Linked DNA regions of Homo sapiens: regions 2 and 3 are each linked to region 1. A link is a contact called in ENCODE Hi-C or POLR2A ChIA-PET data. All regions are on one chromosome and are shown on one strand. Each heading gives the region's core, a stretch centred on a gene start or an enhancer-like site at or near the end of the contact. The rest is flanking DNA. Distances are from core to core; before and after follow the strand shown.

Evidence for each region. Hi-C counts contacts between places; a loop is a spot of excess contacts on that map. ChIA-PET counts read pairs that join two places held with the same protein, here RNA polymerase II (POLR2A). Pooled maps may share reads with other maps.
Region 2: a map of naive thymus-derived CD4-positive, alpha-beta T cell shows a loop between it and region 1 (7-fold over the local background). The contact joins the promoter of ARMCX5 here to the promoter of ZMAT1 in region 1. A Hi-C loop is called at or near these places in 1 of 168 maps with a recorded cell type or tissue (naive thymus-derived CD4-positive, alpha-beta T cell), 1 of 37 single-sample maps with no recorded cell type and 11 of 50 pooled maps. POLR2A ChIA-PET finds 5 or more read pairs at or near these places in 5 of 52 experiments (CD4-positive, alpha-beta T cell, CD4-positive, alpha-beta memory T cell, WTC11 and 2 more).
Region 3: a map of CD4-positive, alpha-beta T cell shows a loop between it and region 1 (8-fold over the local background). The contact joins the promoter of GPRASP3 here to the promoter of ZMAT1 in region 1. A Hi-C loop is called at or near these places in 1 of 168 maps with a recorded cell type or tissue (CD4-positive, alpha-beta T cell) and 8 of 50 pooled maps. POLR2A ChIA-PET finds 5 or more read pairs at or near these places in 2 of 52 experiments (activated T-cell and naive thymus-derived CD8-positive, alpha-beta T cell).

Annotation. Positions count from the first base shown.
Region 1 is chrX:101,930,495-101,934,379 of GRCh38, reverse strand. It overlaps ZMAT1 (zinc finger matrin-type 1), which reads left to right and starts at 2,353. Exons shown (of 6, transcript NM_001394560.1): 1 at 2,353-2,663. The coding sequence starts at 2,372. RefSeq lists an enhancer at 2,074-2,574.
Region 2 is chrX:102,597,625-102,601,472 of GRCh38, reverse strand. ARMCX5 (armadillo repeat containing X-linked 5) reads right to left here and starts at 1,958. Exons shown (of 4, transcript NM_001168478.2): 1 at 1,626-1,958; 2 at 441-553; 3 at 1-9. ARMCX5-GPRASP2 (ARMCX5-GPRASP2 readthrough) reads right to left here and starts at 1,958. Exons shown (of 19, transcript NR_146584.3): 1 at 1,626-1,958; 2 at 1-9. RefSeq lists enhancers at 1,659-1,708, 1,141-1,912.
Region 3 is chrX:102,719,011-102,722,607 of GRCh38, reverse strand. GPRASP3 (G protein-coupled receptor associated sorting protein family member 3) reads right to left here and starts at 1,865. Exons shown (of 4, transcript NM_001142524.2): 1 at 1,783-1,865; 2 at 1,517-1,651. ARMCX5-GPRASP2 (ARMCX5-GPRASP2 readthrough) reads right to left here. Exons shown (of 19, transcript NR_146584.3): 7 at 1,787-2,074; 8 at 1,517-1,651. RefSeq lists an enhancer at 1,999-2,058.

The DNA of each region.
Region 1 (3,885 bases), core at 1,104-3,603:
TACCCCTTTCAAATGTTGATGAGGTCATGAATAAACAATTGTGTACGTAGAAGAAAACATATCATAAGCCAGATCTAGGGACTTAGAGACCTGGGCCTAGGGATCCCTGCCTTTCAACTTCTGTCCTAGGACTTTACTGGGCTGGAGCATGAGTCATGGAAAATAAGACGCTGTCTTTTGTCTCAAATGGTCCCAGGTTCTTGAGAAGTACAAAGTATATAATTCATTACAATAAAAATACACACCAGATATAGATGTAGCACAGAAGAAGGTGAAATTAACTCTAAGGAGAGACAGAACAGGTTACTTGGTGAGGTGATGTGTTGTCTGGGTTTCTAAGGGTGTATAGGATTTCATTAGGCAAGTGCCTAATGTGGGGGAAAAGGTGTTTCAGGAAGAGAGAAGAACATATATAGTAACATTACATCATGAAATAACATGGTCTTCACAGGAATCTTTTTTTTTTTTTGAGATGGAGTCTCGCTTTGTCGCCCAGGCTGGAGTGCAGTGGCACAATCTCGACTTACTGCAAGCTCTGCCTCCCAGGTTCAAGCCATTCTCCTGCCTCAGCCTCCTGAGTAGCTGGGACTACAGGCGCCCCCCACCATGCCCAGCTAATTTTTTTGTATTTTTAGTAGAGACAGGGTTTCATTGTGTTAGCCAGGATGGTCTCGATCTCCTGACCTCGTGATCCACCCGCCTCGGCCTCCCAAAGTGCTGGGATTACAGGCGTGAACCACCGCGCCTGGCGGTCTTCACAGGAATCTAAGAAGATTTAGGGATTGCTAAATCAAAGTAAAAGCAGAGGGGAGAGATGGGGACAGTGGAAAGAGATGAGGTCAAAGAGGTGAATGGGGAGACTAACAGGGCAAAACTGTGTCTTTTGACTTTGTCCAATAAGCACTGGACAGCCAGTGACGACTGGCAACAACTTGGTAATAGATTGGAGGGATTGAGATCAGAGGAAAGAAGACCAGTGGGGTGGATGCCATACGTCTGACCATATATCATGAGGACTTGAAATACAGCAACGGATCTAAGACTGGAAAGGAGAGAATACTTAAGGGAGACTTGCACAAAGGCACCAGGAGGTGTGCCCATCAATAAGGAAAAGGGTGAGATATCCTACAGCATCGACAGTGCATAACTACAGCTACAAGCAACAACATAGATGAATCTTAGAATGTTACGTGAAAGAAACAAGTCCCAGGCCAAGCATGGTGGCTCCTTCCTGTAATCCCAGCTACTCCAGAGGCTGAGGTAAGAGTATTGCTTGAGGGAAAAAAAAGCAGAAACAAGTCCCAGAATGCTACCTAGAAAAAGATATAAATATTTGTGAAAATTGAAAACAATCAAAACTAAACAACACTATTTAGGCACATATCTATGTGATAAGAATATATGTTAAAATGCAAAGAAATAATAAATATAAATCAGGATATTGGTCTCTTTGAGAGGAGAGGTTGGGGGGACAAGATGAGATTTAAGTGATCAGTAATATTCTAGTACTTCTATTGGGTGCTGAATTCACAGGAAGTTATTGTAATTAAGATGGGCAGATCGATAGATAGGCAGTCCTTTAAGAGGCCACGGAAACAATGTGTCAGAATGAAAGCTTCTGTTCTATTCTCTGTACTAAGTGCTTTAAGAAAGCCAGGGGCCGGGCGTGGTGGCTCACGCCTGTAATCCCAGCACTTTGGGAGGCCGAGACAGGTGGATCATGAGGTCAGGAATTCAAGACTAGCCTGGCTAACATAGTGAAACCCCATCTCTACTAAAAATACAAAAATTAGCTGGGCATGGTGGCACATGCCTGTAATCCCAGCTACTCGGGACACTGAGGCAAAATTGCTTGAACCAGGACCCGGGAGGCAGAGGTAGCAGTGAGTGAGATCGCACCACTGCACTCCAGCCTGGGCTACAGGGCGAGACTCTCCCTCAAAAAAAAAAAAAAAAAAAAAAAAAAAGAAAGAGAAAAAAAAAGCCAGGTGAAGATATATTTCAGAGATATTTTGGAGGTGAGATCAATAGTTTCCAGACATTTTTTCCTCTTAAATTGGTTTTAGATTAGATCTCCAAAGAAGCCTCACTGTGCGAGGCCCACGTGCTTTCACATCCCGCGCTTTTTGCCCTTTGCCCTTGGCCGTCGTTGCTTCCCCTCCAAAGGGAGGTGGGGTGACGCAAGGCAGTGGGGGAGGGGGAAACGGCCGGCGGGCTTAAAGCTCTCCGATTGGTGGACTGAGGAGCGAGAACGAGGCTCGAGCTGAAGCGTTAAAAAGAGGAACAAAGGGGGTGGGGCTAACGGAAGGCGGGGCTAAAGGAGCTTAACGGAATCGAGACGCAAGTGCAATTGTCCGCGCGCCTCGCTGCGATGGCGGCGGCGCCGAGCACAGTCACCCCGCTGGCGGCGGAGTCTTCCCCTCAGGAAGCTACCGTCTCTGCCGCCTCCTCCTCCTCCTACACCGCCTGCGCGGCAGCGGCGGCGGCGGCGGCGGCGGCGGCAGTAATTGTTCCTGCCTCCTCCGCCACCTCCGCCCCTGCCTGCCCGCCTGCCGGTGGCTGTGGCGACGGCGGCGGCGGCGGCTTTGGCGGCTCCACTATGGCGGCGGCGGGGAGGGGGGGCAGTAGTTTTAAAGTAGACACCCGCCCTTGCCTCAGAGAAGGTGAGTTCCCGTCCCGGGGTGCGGGGGCGGCCCCATCTCCTTCGCTGCCTCTCTTCAGCCCGTCCGAGATTGGGCTGGGCGCGGTTCGCCACTGCCCCACCCCCACCTGCCGTGGCGCAGTAAAGGCCAAGCTCGCCCCGCCCCGCCCCGCCGTATTAGCCCCGAGTGTGCAAGATGGACTGAAGCAGAGAGGGCCTTCCCTACCTCTCCCACCTGTAAAGGATGGGGGCCCCCAGGCAAAAGAATTGCAGGTACTCATGAGGCAGGAGTTTGAAGGGAAAAAAAAATACCACATAATTTCTCTCCCAGCCAGGACACCTTAGTGTGCTGTAGGAAGCTGAGGTGTGATTTGGAAGAGAGAGGAGGCAAGATAGAAGTGCTGTGGGCCAAGAGGGTCAAGGATAAGGGAACGGGGACCGATGGAGAAAGGGGCGGAGATAAAAGAGGAAATACCGAAGAAATAAGGGGGAGTAAACCCCCTTTGGTGTTCAACGTCCTGCAGTGTAGAAACTAGAAGTAGAATATTTACAGAGAGATGGCGTTAGAAATTTGGGCAGGTTACAAGTGTATACTTGAGCTTTAAAGTAGGATCTGTCGGATTTTAGGAAGGTAAGGTCTGGTGGAGGGGACTCTACTAGGGAAAGAGAGGAAGAGAGTGTGGCAGAAGTACAGATTTCAGGAATCACTTTGGAGAGTTTTCTTTGGCTATTTGAGGATGTGACCTAGTAAAGCAAGATTTACAGGTCCATCTTTAAGGTGGTTTGGCTTTAATAAGTTCTGTTGTACCTACCAACACATATTACTCCTAACATAAAAAGATATTTCTTGACTGTATCAATATAAGCGGTATTCACACAAAGTTCTGTATACTTGTAAACAGCCTACTAATAGCAAACTGTAAAATTTGCCATTGAAATGTGTTTTAAAGCAGTTTGGGAAATGTTCTTAGCTGGTGGAGACCATTCCACTGCAGAGCATCCCAGTAAAGCATTTTGCCATGTAAATTTCGTAATTAATTTCCAGAATTTGCTGTGTTACCTTATGTTGCTAACTTGCCTCCAAAGTGAAAGATTGTGGACACCAAAATAGAGGAAAGTAAGTTCCTTTTTCTTAGGAAGATACTCCATTAAAATTATCGCATAAAAATAATCTCTTCTTCACATTCTTAAATGATATATCCCTGTGTGCTATTCCATAACCTTTCACACCTTTCACTTTGGAG
Region 2 (3,848 bases), core at 709-3,208, 670 kb before region 1:
CAGGCAGACCTATGGACAAATAAACAAACAGGAGAATGTGGAAACTGATCTCCTGGTGACAGACCTTGGTCCCTTGCCCTTATTCTTGCCTTTCCAGATTTTGTCTAGTGTTTCCCTCCTCCTATCCCCTCTCCCCCACTGCTTTGTTTCAGGGCTACTCCTCCTCCTCCTTCCTATTGCCCACCATCTTCCTCTTCAGTGATTGCCCTAGAATGTCCCTCGTTCAGATTAGACTAGGTTCAAGCGTGAGAGCAGGACAAGCAGTGGAGAGTGGGAAAGGCAGCTTAGCATTCTGTACCCCCACAACTTACCAAGACTCCCAACTAAATCAGCAGCAGCAGGGGGTGGGGCAGATGGGAATAATTGGTAAAATGACAAAACAGAAGAGATGGAATTCTCTAGTCGAAGTTGCCCCCCTGTCCCTGTACCTTTACACCAACCTTAACAGATACAGGGCAATTTTCTCTTCTTCGTAATTTCCTAGTTTTAAGTTGGGTGACCATTTTACAAAACTTCACAACTGACAGTTCCACAGACCTGGGGACAGATCTACCTACAGGGATTCACAAAAACAGAGACCAATAAATGAAGACACAGGAGACAGTTGAGGCTGTTTTTGGTAGAGACCAGCACCTAGGGCACAGTTTCTTTCTGGATATAAGTACCTGTTTGGCAAACATTTTCTATCTCCCCTTTTTCTCCCACTCCTAAATCTCCAAGCCCCTCTGCTCTATTCTCAAAGTCTGACAATTCCTATACAGAGACAACTCAAACATCCCTACAAGGTAGTAGTAGTGGTGTTAGTAGGGACGAAATGCCTAGACAAACCACGGAGGCTGGGGAAAAAATGAAAAGTATTTATTTCCATATTTCATCTGGGTTCCTATGTTTCCTTCCTCTCTCCCAAAGCCTATCATTTTCTGCAACATAATGCGGGTAAGGGAGGACATGTTAGGAAAGCTGGCAGAGAGTTCTGGAGGCTCCCTTACACTCCTGCCTACTCTAATCTTAGCCATCTACCACCTCCAAGTACTGCCTCCCAAGTACTGCCCACTCTGTACAAACCAGGCCAATTTTCTTTTCCTTCTCCTCTCCCCTTGAGGTCTGCTGTCCCCTACAGATCTTTACAGAAACATGGAGTGCTGCAAACTTAGGAACAGATTTACACATAAAAACGCGTGATACACACCCAAAGAACAAATGAAAAGACAGAGAGAGAGACGTGGTTATTAATGGTCAGACCAGTAACCAAGACATGAGACCCTTTTCAAATCCAGAGCCTTGATTATCAAACATTTACAACCTCTTTTTACATTCTCTCCCTCTCAGGGCTCCCCAGACAACTGTCCTCGCCTGTGGAAGTAGCCCTCTCTTCCTCATCTAGTCTGCCTTTTCCCTGCTAGAAGCTGCAACCTTTTTCTTCCCAAGCATGGTCTGAGGTGAACCGAGTGTATGGAAATCAAGCTAGCAAAAGGTAGATCATTTTTTTTTAATTGTTGTGTGCCATTCCAATTACCCATCTCTCTCTCCTTCTCACCGCCCGCCTCCCATGACCAGGTCGCGTATCCAGTGTTCACCTCTGATACCCACATCCACCCCCAAGCGATGCGCACCTTCTCACTGACCTTCTCTGCTTGGATCAGAGGCAGTTTTCTTATTTCCTTGCCTCGAGGTGCTGTGTCATACAGCAGCAGGAACAGACAGTCAGACACAAGGACTCGAGGCAATGGCGGCGGCTGTGTATGGGGATTGACTCGGCACCTGGGACTCAAGACGAGATAACCGCTTTATCAGATTAAAGACTGCGATTGGCAAACTGTTGTCACTTTTGGTATTCTTTTCTCCTTCCTGTTCCCAGGGCTCCTCAGAACCTCGCGCGTAGTTACCATTTAACATCTACCTTTTCCTCCGCAGACGAGGTTCTTCCACGTCCGCGTTACCCACAACGGCAGTGGGAGGAGCTAGAGCGTAGTTTATGGGGATCCGGCTTATGGAAGCGGAGTGATATCAGGCTTTGTTTAGCGCCGCGACTCTTTTCTGTCGGAGGGCTCCCTGTCCTGTACCCTGTGGCCGCTTCAGGTATTGGAATGCGCAGGGACGAATTCCGGATATAGGGAAAACGGCGCTGGAACAAGAGAGGCAGACAAATACCAGAGTGTTTCTGTATTAGTTCCCCTTTTGCGGGAGCTCCCCCCACCAAGCCTACCATTCTTTCCTGAACTGAAATGCACATGGGTTTCCAGCTGTGGTGTCAGGAAATCTCTTCTGGCCTGACAGGCGGAAGTGTTCCAGTCTTTCGAAGTTCGTTCTCCAAACACAGAGGCCCACTGAAATGGGCGGTCTCGGGGTGGGGCCCAGGGTAGGAAAGTCAGCAAAGAGAGTCAAGACTGAGATAGGAGGATACATACTAATCGATTCCACAAACTTTGTGTTCCTTCGAGTCCTCCCTCCCAGCCCTTAATTTTCATTTTCTTTTTTTTTTTTTTAAGTTCTAGGATACATGTGCAGGATGTGCGTGTTTGTTAAATAGGCAAACGTGTGCCGTGGTGGCTTGCTGCACCAATCAACCTATGACCTAGGTATTAAGCCTGGCATGCATTAGCTATTTTTCCTAAGGCTTTCCCTCACCGCCCCCCACAACCCCTGACAGGTCCCAGTGCGTGTTTTTCCCCTCCCTGTGTACATGTGTTCTCATTGTTCAGCTTCCACTTATAAGGGAGAACATGCAGTATTTGTTTTCTGTTGCTGCATTAGTTTGCTGAGGATAATGGCTTCCAGCTCGATCCATGTCCCTACAAAGGACATGATCTCATTCTTTATTATGGCTGCATGGTATTTCATGGTGTATATGCACCACATTTTCTTAATGTTATCACTGATGGGCATTTGGGTTGATGCCACGTCTTTGCTATTGTGAATAGTGCGGCAATGAATATACGTGTGCGTGTATCTTTGTAATAGAATGATTTATATTCCTTTGGGTATATACCCAGTAATGGGATTGCTGGGTCAAATGGTATTTCTGGTTCTAGATATTTGAGGAATTGCCACACCGTCTTCCACAATGGTTGAACTAATTTACATTCCCACCAATGTAAAAGCGTTCCCATTTCTCTGCAACTTTGCCAGCATCTCTTGTTTCTTAACTTTGTATTAATTGCCGTTATGACTGGTGTGAGATGGTATCTCATTGTGATTTTGATTTGCATTTCTCTAATGATCAGTGATGTTGAGCTTTTTTCCATGTGTTTGTTGGCCACATAAATGTCTTCTTTTGAGAAGTGTCTGTTCATGTCCTTTGCCCACTTTTTAATGGGGTTGTTTGTTTTTTTCTCGTAAATGTAAGTTCCTTGTAGATTCTGGATATTAGACCTTTGTCAGATAGATAGACTGCAAAAATTTTCTCTTCTGTAGGTTACCTGTTCACTCGGATGATAGTTTCTTTTTCTGTGCAGAAGCTCTTTAGTTTAATTAGATCCCATTTGTCAAATTTTGCTTTTGTTGCAATTGCTTTTGGCAATTTGCCTGTGCCTGTGTCCTGAATGGTATTGCCTAAATTTTCTTCCAGGGTTTTTATAGTTTTGAGTTTGACATTTAAGTCTTTAATCCATCTTGAGTTAAATTTTGTATAAGGTGTAAGCAAGGGGTCAAGTTTCAGTTTTCTACATATGGCTAGCCAGTTTTCCCAGCACCATTTATTAAATAGGTAATCCTTTCCCCATTGCTTGTTTTTGTCAGGTTTGTCGAAGATCAAATAGCTGTATATGTGCAGTCTTATTTCTGAGTTCTCTATTCTGTTCGACTGGTCTATGTGTCTGTTTTTGTACCAGAACCATGCTGTTCTACAA
Region 3 (3,597 bases), core at 616-3,115, 790 kb before region 1:
CACCAGAAAGACCAAGGCATGATTAGAGGGTTGGAACTTTCAGCCTCACCCCTTGACCTCCAAGGAGAAGAGAGGGGCTGAAGATTGAGCTAATCACCAATGGTCAATGATTTCATCAATCACGCCTATGTAATGAAACCTCTATAAAAATCCCAAATGTCTGAGAGGTTCCAGGTTGGTGAACTCATTCATATTCTGGGAAGGTGGTGTACCCCAAATCCACATGGATGGCAGCTTCTGCATTTGGGACCCTTCTGGACCTTGCCATATGTACCTCTTCATCTGGCTTTTGATTTATATCCTTTATAATGAACCAGTAATAGGAAGTAGTGTTTCCCTGAGTTCTGTGGGCCCTTATAGCAAATTATTGAACCTGAGGAGGGGGTTGTGGGAACTTCCAACTAGTAGCTAAGTCAGACAGAAGTGTGGGTGACATGGAGATCCATTACTTGTGACTGTTGTCTGAAGTGAGGGAGGGCAGTCTTATGGGAATGAGCCCTTAACCAGAGAGGTCTGCACTAACTCTGGGTAGTATCAGAATTGAATTAAATTGTAGAATACCTAGCTGATGTCCTCAAAGAATAAGAGAATTGCTTGGTGTGAAAAATCCACACATTCTGTGCCAGAAGTATTGTGGGTAGAGGAACCATTTTCTTTCACTTGGTACCCAGTGGGTGCATGGGGTAGGGGGAAAGGAGGATACTCGATGTGAAAGAGGACAAGGACTTACCATGGGGCTGCTACCTAGGATGGGACCAAAGAAACACATCCTAAGGAATGAGCAGAGATCACAACACAAGAGAGCAAAGGGTATGCAGAGGGAAACTTAGGAGACTATCCATGAAGCAGTTTCTGTAGGTGGTCCCCAGAAAGACCCTCCTCTGAGGCCCAAGACAGCAGGGAGAGAGAGCTCACACGGAGTAGCAACCCACTTTGTGTCCCTCAATGGGAATGAGATCCTGCTGCATGGGGCTGAGATCCAGGAATCCCCTTGGGGGTCGAGAAGCTTGGAGTATCCTAATGAGAAATCCTAGGTGAAGGGCCCACAGCATCTAGGTTTCCTCCCCTCGAGTCTATGTCTCCTCCTCCTTTTCCTAGAACTGCCGGGATTGAGGTTCATTCCTCTCTTGCATCCCCAGCCAGCTGGAGCCTTGGAGCAAAAGGCAGATGTATGTGTTCTCTTCTGCCCTCCTCCACCCTCCGCCAGTTTTGAGCTGGTATCAGCCATCCCCACTGCCTGAATACTGCCAGTAAGAAGACAGAGAGTAGAATGAGTGCGGACGCATAGCTCACGGTTCCCATCCCCACCCCTGCCTTTCCTGATCCAGCACCACAGGTGTTCACGAATTGTCACTTCACCATTTCCCCGCTCTGGGCTCCCCTGAAGCCAACTCCATCCATATGCCCACCTCCCCCACCCACACATACAAACACAGGGCACTGGGCTGGGAGCCTTGGGATGAGGGGTCAAGGGTGTTCAAAAGGCAGGAGGGAGCAGGCGGATCTGAGGCATTACCTGCACCCGCATCTAGTCTCAGTCACCACCTCTCAGGGATGCCATCTGCCGTCCTTGCACCCACCTCCTCCAACAGCAACCGCTGCTCCTCTCCACGAACGCGTCGGGCAGGTAGACTCTCTGCTTCTTGAGCTCCTGGACAAAAGACAGACGGGCTAAGACGCTCCCGGTTGGCTGACGGATTGTTTCCTTTACCAACAAATGCTGTAGTTCCAGTCGCCTGAGAAATTAGTTTTCAGGCTGATGCAGCATGGAAAGACACCTACCTACCTTAACATCCCGCCGTTCCTCCCACGTTCTGCTCTGCGGAGCACAGGTGTCGTCCGCCTCTCAGGTCTTTTCTGGATGCAAGAAAACACTCCTCTCGGCAGGCCTAATGCAGAGCCTGGTCACATGACCCACCGTCAGCCCCACGTGACTGCGCAGTCAGCTTGTTCGCCGCAGTCCTGTACCATGGATGACAGTCTTCTGCCTCTGGGGTGCTTGCTAGAAGATCCTGAAGCTCCTTGGCCAGACAGCTGGAAGGAAGGCTGGCCTTTGCTCTGGAGGACCACTCGGCTGGCGAGGAACATTCGATGAGGATTTGGGAAATGAAGTGATTTTTAATATTTTGTATACGACTCAAGCGACATACTAAAACACACACAGATCTGTCTTGAAAAATGCTGGTAAGCAAAACAAACATTCAAACTCCAATTTGCACCACCAGGATAATCCCTGTTAAAACTTATGGCTTGCGATGGGAGGCAAAACTGCCACTTCCATATTACCTTACCAAACTAGGATCAGGTGGGGAAAAAAAGCATGTTGCACTGTCAGAAAAATTATACCAAACTTAGATAAAGTCACCTTCAGTTACTGGATGTCATTTCAGGGCAGTGCAGGATGTCTATTGATTTACCTATTTTTCAACTCTGTAGACACTGATGTTAACATGTAGATATTTTATTCAATAAATATGTAAATGATTTATGTCCAGTGCAATAGAAAACCTTAAATGTTACAATTTATTGCCCTGTAAGATATTAACCCGTTTTATATTTAACCTGGCAGTGTTATTCTAACATTTATTAATTTCCTATGTGTTTATGAAATTCAATGTTTTGTTTATATCTTCATATTGTGTATATTGTATATACACATATACCCTTCAACTGTTTTCTTAATCCTAGCAGTTGTTGATTGTGTTGAAAAATCTTTCACATATTCTTTTTACATTTACATGAATTGTAATTTTACCTTTGAAAATTTAGAACATTCTCAGACAAATAAATGTTATGTCTAAAAATAATAAAACATTGGATATTTCTCGTACGTCTGAATTTCCTCTCCAAACCAACATATAGCCCTGTCTTCCAATTCTCCTGACTGAAGGTATTGTGTGGTCATTTTTTAAATTATCGTGGCAAAATACACATAACATAAAATTTAACATTTTAACCATTTTAAAGTATACAACCCAGTACATTATCAATGTTGTACAACCATCACCACTATCTAGCTCCAGAACTTTGTTGTCACCTCAAAAGGAAATGTTATGTTTTTTACGGTAATAATTATGTGAAAAAGGTGCCATTTTTGTACCATGAACAGACTAATATTAAACTTAACACCCTTGGTAATTTTTTTTTTTTTTGAGACGGAGTTCTGCTCTGTCACCCAGGCTGTAGTGCAGTGGTGCGACCTCAGCTGACTGCAACTTCTGCCCCCCAGGCTCAAGCGACTCTCCTGCCTCAGCCTCCCCAGTAGCTGGGATTACAGGCGCACACCACCATGCCTGGCTAAGTTTTTGTATTTTTACTAGAGACAGCATTTCGCTATGTTGGCCAGGCTGGTCTCGAACTCCTGACCTCAAGTGATCCACCCACCTCAGCCTCCCAAAGTGCTGGGATTACAAGCGTGAGCCACCGCGCCTGGCCCACCCTTGATTATTTTATTTTATTTTATTTTTTTTGAGACAAGGTCTCACTCACATCACCCATGCTGGAGTGCAGTGGTGTGACTATGACTGACTGCAGCCTCAACTTCCTAGGCTCAAGTGATTCTCCTACCTCAGCCTCCTGAGTAGCTAGGACAAGTGC